Regions from separate parts of the Homo sapiens genome. Here region 2 is linked to region 1. A link is an interaction called in ENCODE POLR2A ChIA-PET data of the cell type or tissue named here. Cell type or tissue: endothelial cell of umbilical vein. All regions are shown on one strand.

Region 1 (5,000 bases):
CATCTGTTTAAATTAGATTCTAGCCTCATTAATTGTTATTGTTGTTATTACTTCTCTAATATTTAGACTAAAACCTGAATTCTTTCCTGGCTACAAGTTTCCAAACTAACATTTTCAAATTTTTCTTCCATTTTTGACTTTAAGCCACTGAAAGTTGAAACTGTGCTTTTCTTAAAGCCCTACAAACTGAAACTAGACAACGTAAACTTCAGGAAAAATCAGAAGTTAAATACAAACAGCCTTCATGCCTACTGATGTATAGAATACTCAGAAAGTTCACTTCAATGCTGATTTGAACTATAATCCAGTAAAATCTGTCAGATTGCCACTGCAATCTGAAGATACCTCAAGGACTCTAAAAAACTCTATACACTACTCCAGACATTAACCTTGGTTTTTTCTTCTGTTTCCACAAAAACATCTCTTATTAAAGATCTGTTTCCCTTCATCATACACAGAGGCCTAGTGTACCTACAATGCCACCTTCTAAAATGGGACACAAATGTTTAATCCATTCTTAGGACTATGACTAAAAAAGATATGGGGCAATACATTTAAATTTACTCTTTTCTGCTTATCTAGATTTGTTTTTTCACTTCTTTGTCTATCTCTGATGACCTCTGGCCCAAATGGCTTTTAATATATAAAACTTTATGAAGTTTTAAAGTGAGGACTGAAGGAAATTAAAATATTTTACCCCAAAATATATTTATCTGACTTATTTCTCACAGGCCTCTAGATTAGGCCTATGAGACACAAAGTAAATTGATACATTGAAAAAGGCCAAAAAGAAACTTCAAAATTATTTTTCTAATAAAACGCCCTTTGAGAGAACCTTCAAAATTATGTCAGCCTCTTCTAGGCCTAAGGATGAAGACAGGAGGTTGCCTTAGAAAGGATTTTCCTATTATTTGAAGGGAAAAAATAAAATTAAGTATCATGTAACAACAAGGCTAGCAGGCAACTTAGGAAAGTGTATAACAGGACGTCATTTGAATACAGGGATCCAGGGAGGTGGATTAATTTATGTAAGTTGCCCAAGGAACTTCAGAAATGAAGGTGACAGAGAATCCAACCCATGCTGCTCAAAATCAGAAGTTGGAAAACCTGTAGGTATATATTAGGGTATCCTAAGCAAGGCTGGCTATCAAGAAAAGACACCAACGTCTTCAAAAAAGAAATTATCAAGAAGCACAGAAGAGTCATGATAGCTCAAAACTAAGACTGCAATTCTCAAACTTTAGTATACCCGACAATTGCCTGGAAACCCTGTTAAACATAAACATTTCTAAGCTTTACTCTAGAGATTCTGACTGAGTCTATCTGGGTAGGCCTTGGAATTTCTACTTTCAATGAGTTATCCTAAGTGATTTTCCCACCATGCTGAAGAGAAAAAGGAATGCTGACCGAAGGATTTGCAGGGGATTCTCAAGCACAGAAGGAAGCTTAAAGCCTCTTGTAGGAGGAATGGCTGAGCTAAATGGGTTATAACTGGGATGCTAATGACAGAAGCTGCACTGTATCCTGTGAGACTTCGACCCTGCAAGGGTATCAGCAGATTCCCATCTGTCTGCATGTGCAAGCCATCCTTCAACAGTGATACCCTGCACCAGTATGAAGCAAGAACAGTAGTGAACTAATCAGACAATTCAGTTTTTGCCTCCCTGTGGAGTTTGTAAGTAAAATTAATCACCCTGGAATGAGTAAATCCATGGAGTTCTTGGACTACTGTGAGGAGAAACATATATCAAAAGGAAAGTATAAACCTTATATAAGCAAGAATGACTTTATTTGTATCCCATGTTGATAATGATAAAGTACACTAAGAAATCCCAGGCAAATAGGTTTACTTATTAAAATTAAACATAGGCTTTCCGGCATCATCCGTCTCCTTAACTAAAAACATGGCCTATTTCTCACATTCTCGCTACTCTTATGCTGAAGACGAAAGCCATCCACTTTGCCCTTGAGGCATTCACTTTACAAAACCAAAACATACCTAGAGCTAATTTGGGGGAGGGGCCTAAAACTGTCTCAGCCAGCCCAATCCCTGGCATATAGATTGTCTCTAGCTTTCTAAAGGAATTCACACAAATTGACCTGTTACAGCTTAATTTGGAATTCTATTCACAGCAAACAGTTCAATTTCATGATTTGAAACCACAGACTTTCTGGATTTTAACCCAATCTAGTCTCTAAACTGAGATCAGGTGGGCACCACTCTATTGAGACTACAAAGATAAACAGCAGAGCAGTAAAAACTTGACCTCTGAAATCTCTTCCCTCACTACTGAGTAATGGGGCATCAGAAAGGAAGTCACAAGGGTAATGGCCCTCTTTTCCCCAAACGTTAAGGACCTACCTCTCTGGGTTTTGCCTTTTTAAGGAAGCAGGCCCACTTGGCTAATTCATTTGGAATTCAGACAAGCTGTGGCCTCTTGAATCATAAAGCACTAGAATCACAAAGTCAGATGAAAGAGGCCTCAGGCTTCAAGCCACCAACTTTAGCTCAATATTCAAGTCAACTTGGCTCTCCTGGCTGAAGACAAATTAGTCTGCCTCAAATAAAATGGATCAGGAGGAAATGAGATCATTGGAAATGTCAGACACAGCTTTCAAAAGTGAGCCATTTAAGGTTTGGCTCAGGCATAGGAAAACCCCCCCAATTAGCTTCTGGCCAGCATACTTTCCCTACAAAACAGCCAGACCTCAGTGAGGCAGAGAACACAGCAGTTCTCATTAGGGGTTAAAGGGACAGGCTTATCACTACCAAGCTATTAATCTGCCCTGTCAGAAATAGACCTAATTCTATTCCTTCCTCTATTCAGATAATACATTTTCCTTTTCCCATGCTCTTCAGAGCTAAGCTGCCTCCAAGTAGAGACTATGCCCTCCCTGCATTCTTAAAGAATATTTCAGAAACTATCACCACAATTTGTCAAACTAAGACAGTATGTGAGGAAATAACGATTTGGGTCTTAAGGCCATCAACAGACTCTTATCTTAAAGGAACAATTTTCAAATAATGCAGGTACCAAAAGCTAACAGTATTTTTCTACTTACCTTAATACAGCCAACTATTGTAGTTGTAAGAGCAGAATTATACTGCGTGCAGAGTACTGTGGCGTACATTAAGATAAACCTAGAATGAAGAAAGAGGTATAAAATCCAGTTTCTCACTTTATACTAATCTCTAGCCAAGATAAACAATCAGTGTTGGCCAAGCCAGCACATTCTAGTCACTGACCAGCTATGAATTTTCCCCACCTCACTGCTTCTTATACTGCAGCTTCAGAATTTTTAAAATTTCACTAAATAGAAACACATTCATCTCCTTACCAAGAGTTTTTCTTTGCTGCCCTCATCAAAACCCTGAACCATCTCTTACAATCATGACTATTTTTATAGATCATGCTTCCTACTAATACACCTAAGCCAGCCAGACAGAAAGCTCAGAGCTCACAGACCCTAAAATGCAGTTGTGCACCTTCCATAAGGACAACATGTCCTCTGGGCCAGACGAAGACAAGAGAGATCCTTAAATATTGAAGAAAACCAAATTAAAACTACTTTAAGAGGGGATACAGGTTCACTTAACAACTAAGTGGCAGCAGTTGGAACTCTCTGATTTACACTGAGGCTTCTCAGCTTAAGTACCAAGGCATCAGGTCAACTTTATTTTGAAGCACCTGCTCACTGTGTGCCAGATCCAGTCACAAATAGCAACTAAACTGACTGGCTGAGGAAAAAAAACACATTAGAGAAATATGGACATGAGGATAAGAGGCACGTTTGCAGGTATCCTCTTAACCTCTACATATTCTCTCCTATGAGGAAGAAAACATGGTAAAGAGGGGTCAAACTGCCCCAAATTCAAATGCTGCCACTGCCACCTACAAAGTGCGCAAATTTAGACAATTTACTAAAGTTCTATCTGTCAAATGGTCAGTATAGAGATAAAACTATATAATGCATGTTGAAATATAATGGTGCTTACTAAACAGCAGGTTATCAGGTAAATTTTTTCTTTTCTTCATCCTTCTAAGGTATCAATTCAGTAGCCCTAAGAGCACATTCCCAAGAGCTATGAAACCACCTGAATCTGGAGGCTTAATTATCCTAGGCTGACACACTCAGGAGACCTAAAGATATTGAGAAAAGAGGCATGCAAATTTCTCTAACCTATTTCTTTAGGAAAACTATCTGCTAACAAGGTAACAAAGGCTTACCCCATCACACAGGAGAGGGTGAACTGCAGAAGAAAGAGGGTGTCAGCCCAGCCTTCAAACTCCACAGCCTGCAACACACAAGAAAGCATTAAATTTTAGACCAGGCCTTCAAAATCAGCTATCCCGTTTTAATGTAAATCCTTCTACGAGTCTGCCTCCAACACAGACACAGACACAGACACAGACACAGACACACACACACACACACACACACACACACACACAGGTATATGTTTCCCTGAATTACTCCAAGGATAGAGAGTGATGTTCAAAGATTTCATGTATACAGAGTTGAACTAGTAAGTAGTTTCATAAGATTTTCTCCCATCCAAAATGTAACGTGGGGATTTTATACTTCTCACTATTGGTGCAAAGAAACTGGTATTTCCTTGAAGGCACAAGCCACATTTGGCTAATCTCAGTTCTTTCAGATGGCTATTAATGTGCTAGTACTAAAGGCTTTCTCAAACATTAAAACATGTTTCCTTTCTGTAACATGTGAAAGCTTAAATACAGCCTTAGTTATACAAATTCAGCTGAGGTCTATTCAAGGAGAATTACTGTTTTAAAACGGTTCATTCTAAAAACAAGGTATTTTGTGTTGTTGTTGTTGTCTGTGTTAAGCCAAAAGGAAAGGAATAAAGAGAAATGAAAGGGTACACTGATCATCTCATCTCTTGTCCAAGAGGAATGGATTCTCAAGTACCTAGTTGTTTTTGCAATAGGAGTTTGATAAGCAAATGTGACAAACATTCCACCTTTTTATCTCTG
Region 2 (5,000 bases), 170 kb after region 1:
TGCGTAATTTGTAAAAAACAGAAATTCGTTGCTCACAGTTCTGGAGGCTAGGAAGTCCCAGATCAAGTGTCAACAGATTTTGAAGGTCTGTTCTTCATAGATGGTGACTTCTATATGTTCTCACATAGTAGAAGGGGCCAGGCAGCTCCCTTCAACCTCTTTTATAGGGGCACTAAATTGATTCATGAGGGAAAAGCCCTCATGACTTAACCACTTTCTAAAGGCCCCACCTCTTAATACTATTACATTGGGGTTTAAGTTTCAACATGTAAATTTTGAGGGTACACTAATATTCAGACTATAGCAAAGGATATTATAATATTATGGCCTAAGGGAAACCTGACCGATTTGATTGAGGGAAATATTAATGTAAAGCCATAAAAATTATTATTTATAGGATATTATAGATAATTTTATTCATATATTTTTAAGTAATACAATAATTTTGGAAAAATCTAGAAAGAGATGTTGCATGTGCTCTAATAGAAAGACTTATTTTTTGTATGTCAATAGTACATTTATTCATTCAAACTAGAATGTAGGCTTAATGTGGGCAAGAATTTTTGTTTGATTTTTTCATTGCTATGTTGATTGAATCTAGAATGGGGCCTGACACATAGTAAATGCTCAATAAATATTTGTTGAGTAATTATTCTAGTTGATAACTAGAAATAGACATTTCCTGAATCTCCCCTTCACTGTCTAGTTAAGTAATAATATAAGGTCATATATATTTTATAAATTATTTTTCCCATCTTCTTTCTTAAAATCCAACAATAAACTATAACCAAACTCTGATAAACCTAACCAAGTTCTGAATTGATGGAGGCCAGATTAATGGGATTTTATTACATTCTAAACAGGACATAAAAGATATAAAAGGTTAGAATAAAAGTGAATGTTCTCCTCTAGAAAAGTCAAAGGACTAACTTATAAATATAGACAGGTCAGAAAAGGAAACAAACACCTATTTATCTAATGATTAGTTACAAACAAACTAATGAGTTGAAAAAAATTAGAGAAGAGGGCTGGGCGCAGTGGCTCATGCCTGTAATCCCAGCACTTTGGGAGGCTGAGGCAGGTGGATTGCTTGAGCTCAGGAGTTTGAGACCAACCTGGGCAACATGGCGAAAAATACAAAAAATATAAAAATTTCTACAAAAAATACAAAAACTAGCCAGGCGTGTTGGCGGGTGCCTGGAGTCCAAGCTACTTGGGAAGATGGCTTGAACCCAGGAGGCAGAGGTTGCAGTGAGCCACTGTACTCCAGCCTGGGCGACTTAGCCAGACCCTGTCTCAAAAAAAAAGAAAGAAAAGAGCAAGTCAATTTCCCTAACTACCAGAAAAAATCTTTCCCTCAAGGAGAAAGCTGACTTATAATGAATGTTGTGGTCGAGGTAGTATTATGTTTAAAGGAGCTCTTCTAAACGTTCAGTTATTAGGGTATTTTCCACATTGGTAACTAGGCAGAGATCAGCATGTGCAAGGTTTCACTTCTAACTCATGTGGTTCAGTTTTCCAGTAAAATCACATGTAGAGAGAAGCTTTTTACCTGAGACCACCTACTCATTTCTCCAGTTGCAGAAAGGCAGTGTTTCCCCTATGGCAACATAGGTGCCATCACAGGCCTCCTCATGTTGGGGTGAAGTTGTAAAGTAGAATTTTGTCTGTTTTGCTTCAAGAGCTTTCTTTCTTCCCAGCTCCTTTGCGGTGGCCTCACCAGACAGAGCCTCCTGGCTGTTCACATACCTTCTTTTACCTCCTGTATTTTGCTGTTTCAAAGGGTAATGATAGGGAAAAAAAAAAACCAAAAAAAAAACAAAACCAGTGCTAATAACCATCTCCCTACTGTAGTCCCACTATCTTCAGCAATTTCATGTAAATATATTTTTTATTTATCTTGGAAACACTGGTAATGTCTGGCTCAGTGTATTCTACTCCATAAATATTTGTTGAATAAAAATGCATGAATGATAGCCCTGCATTCTGTTCCATTCAAGTCATCTTAGCAAATATTTATTTAGCATTTGATGGTTTCCTGGAATTGTATTAAACTGTAGATATTTAAAAAAAAGAGATCATCTCTGTGCATGACAAGCTCATAAACAGTTTAGAATAACATCAATGTTGGGATTTTCACGCACCGTAGAAGACCAATAAGGCAAATGTTTTCAGATGCAGTATCATGTTAGAGCCCTTAAATTCAGCGGCCTACTCTGCTAATTCATAAGGCCTGTTTGTTTTTGCCACAGCTTCTCTACATGCATATTTTTAATAACCAGAAAGAGTTCTTAGGTGTGATTCCAAATACTATTTTTAAGGCTACGTTAGGTTTCAGTAATTCCTTTAGGACTCAAAATGTAGTTTATATTTTAGAATCCATTTCCTCACTGATTATGAGCCCAGAGAGCTAATTGTGGCTGGAGACAAACAGAACCTTGCTGACTGATACTGCTTTATATTCATGACCACTAACCTCAACTGGGCCCGGAGAGCCACACAGTAATCCTACTACATTTCACTAGCCAAGTCACTGTCTTGCTAAGCCAGGTCATTGCTTCATTACTTTTTCTGTCATCTCTCCTCTCTAGTATCTTCCCTTCCTCACTCTCTATTGAAGACCTGCTTCCTACTTTCCTGAGAAAACAGAAGCAATGAGAAATACCACAGCCTCCCTCATTGACTAATGCATTGACATCTGTACCCATATAGTTGATCTTTCCTGCTATTGCTATGGATGAATTACCATTGCCCTAAGGTCAACTCTCCACTTGGGTACTAGATCTTATCCTGCCTGCCTACTGGAGGACACTGCTCCAAAACTTTCCTCTCTTCCTTCTGCATTGTCATTGTCTCTGTCTTTACTGGATCATTCCCATTGGCTTTTAAGCATGCTGTAGCCTTTGCCCTTTTGAAAAATATAACCCTCCCTTTGTTCCTGACCTCTACCACCCAATTTCTCTGTTTCTTTTTATGAAAAAAAATCAAAAGAGTTGTCTGCACTGTCTGTCTCTATTTTCTCTCTTCTCTTTTATCTAGTTTAGTCATGTTTTATGTCCTCACCACTCCACTGAAACAGCTCCTGTCAAAGTCACTGATGATTTCCCCATTGCCAGATTGAATGGCTTATTCTCAGTCTTTATCTTACTTATGAAACATTTACTATCCGAGCATTTAATGTAGCTCTTCACTTCCTCCATTTGGCTTCCAGGACAGGACTCCCTTTTGCTGCTCCTCCCACCTTCCTGGAAACTTTATCTCAGTCTCTTTTGCTGATTCATCTTCATTTCAGATAAATTCATAGTGACCCAGAGCTCTATATTTTGTCAGCCTAAAAAAAGACACTAGGGAAGATTATCTTCAAATTTGTTGGGTTTACTTGAGAATATAAATAAGGAGTATAATACAGAATGCATGACATGGCAAGCCAGCAGTGCATTTGGTGAGGGAAAGGATAAAGGGAAGCTTTTATTACCAAAAAGGAATATATGTGAGCTATTTAGGAACAGAGTTCATTAGTTCCAGAGGCTCAAAGCCAGAGTGATTGTCAATTAATAAGTGGAGATGTATTACTGGGTAAGCGGTCTTCCAAAAACATCTTATCTGGATTACTGCAGTCCTAAAGGATGTCTAGTGATAAACCTTATCAAAGCAGGGGATGACTGAAAGGTTTTTAGAAAGTCCTTGGGAACAGTTCTTATCTCAGACATGTAAGCATGGGCCTCTTCTCCTTCAGGCCTTTCTTGCCCTATTTTGTCTGGGTCTGACAAAAGTGATTTCATCCTGGTATGTGCAACTTTCACACCTAGGACCTTTTATTATCTCTATTTACAGTCATTACCTAAAGGATAGCCTTCAAATTTGTGGTTTAAAATTCCTCAATGTATATCTGTGTCTAAATATCTCCACCAAATACAGCTGCCATGTTTCTAACCTGTCATTCAAGGTATCTTGAAGTTAACATTTTCAAAACCAAACACCCAGTTTCCTCTCCCAAGACTTGCATTTTCCATTTCAGTAAATGGCAACTGTATCCTTTGCATTATTCAGGTCAAAATCAGGTAGATTCTCCTGGATTCCTCTCTATTATGGCCTTCATCTAATTGATCAGCAAAACCTTCCGGCTCTATCTTTTAAAATGACCTCACCACCTACACTGCAATCCAAGCCAGATCATCTCTCACTTGGGAGTATAAGAACTTCTAACTGGTCCACTCGCTTCCTCCAGAGTCCCTTATTCATGAGTTTTCACAGTAATCCTTTTCACATGCACCTCAGGCCATGTCACCCTTCTGCTCATGAACCTCCCATTTCATTCAGAGATCAAAGCCAGAGTCCCTCAAGGACTCTATGTGACCTTGCAAGTCTTCTAAACTTTCCCCTCTTCCAAAACTCTCTGATTTTGTCTTTAATCCCTTTCCTAGTAAAACCTCACTGACCTCCTTGCTGCTCTTTGAACAGGCCAAGCAAGGTCCTGCCTCAGGGCCTTTGCATGTTACCTAGAATGCTCTTCCTCCAGAGAGCCACAGGGTTTCCTTATTGCCCTAATGTCACCCTCTCAGATAAGACTTTCCTCATCTCTCTAAAAAACAAAAACCTTAAAACCCACCCCTACTCTCAGAACTGCCTAACCTTTTTACTCCGCTTTAGTTTTCTTCTGAACATTTCTCACCATACATAGATCAGATTCTATATTTATTTGTTTCCACCAAAATGTGTGCTTCATGACAGTTGGGACTTTATCTGTTTTGTTCATTGTAGCCCCAATATCTAAAAATATACTTGGAATATAGTCAGTGTTAAATAAATATTTATTGAATGAGTGATTAAATGAATGAAAGACACTATTTACCATTATCAACATAAATCTGCAATGTTTTTTGAAAATCTATAAATTACAACTATATCTAGGTGCTCAGGGAACATCAGAAAAATATGAATTATACTAACTCCCTTCACAAATCATCTGTCATGTATTAGCCCATGAAAAAAAGAAATAG

Evidence for each region. ChIA-PET counts read pairs that join two places held together with the same protein. Peaks named below come from ENCODE experiments on the same cell type or tissue, not always from the same donor. Only the 100,000 strongest peaks of a DNase experiment are listed, where the experiment ranks them.
Region 2: POLR2A ChIA-PET joins it to region 1 with 7 read pairs; 2 of 35 experiments call an interaction of 5 or more read pairs at or near these places.

The regions. Positions count from the first base shown.
Region 1 is chr1:67,017,306-67,022,305 of GRCh38, forward strand. SLC35D1 (solute carrier family 35 member D1) reads right to left here. Exons shown (of 12, transcript NM_015139.3): 9 at 4,230-4,297; 10 at 3,064-3,142. Among named protein-coding and RNA genes, the nearest start is that of SLC35D1, 34 kb to the right of the region's middle. RefSeq lists an enhancer at 3,239-4,037. In endothelial cell of umbilical vein, no CTCF peak of the experiment used is centred here; DNase peaks (open chromatin) are centred at 2,636 and 3,196; H3K27ac peaks cover 1,147 bases.
Region 2 is chr1:67,188,637-67,193,636 of GRCh38, forward strand. The region is part of intron 4 of IL23R (interleukin 23 receptor); the gene reads left to right. Among named protein-coding and RNA genes, the nearest start is that of IL23R, 25 kb to the left of the region's middle. In endothelial cell of umbilical vein, no CTCF peak of the experiment used is centred here; no DNase peak of the experiment used is centred here; H3K27me3 peaks cover 418 bases.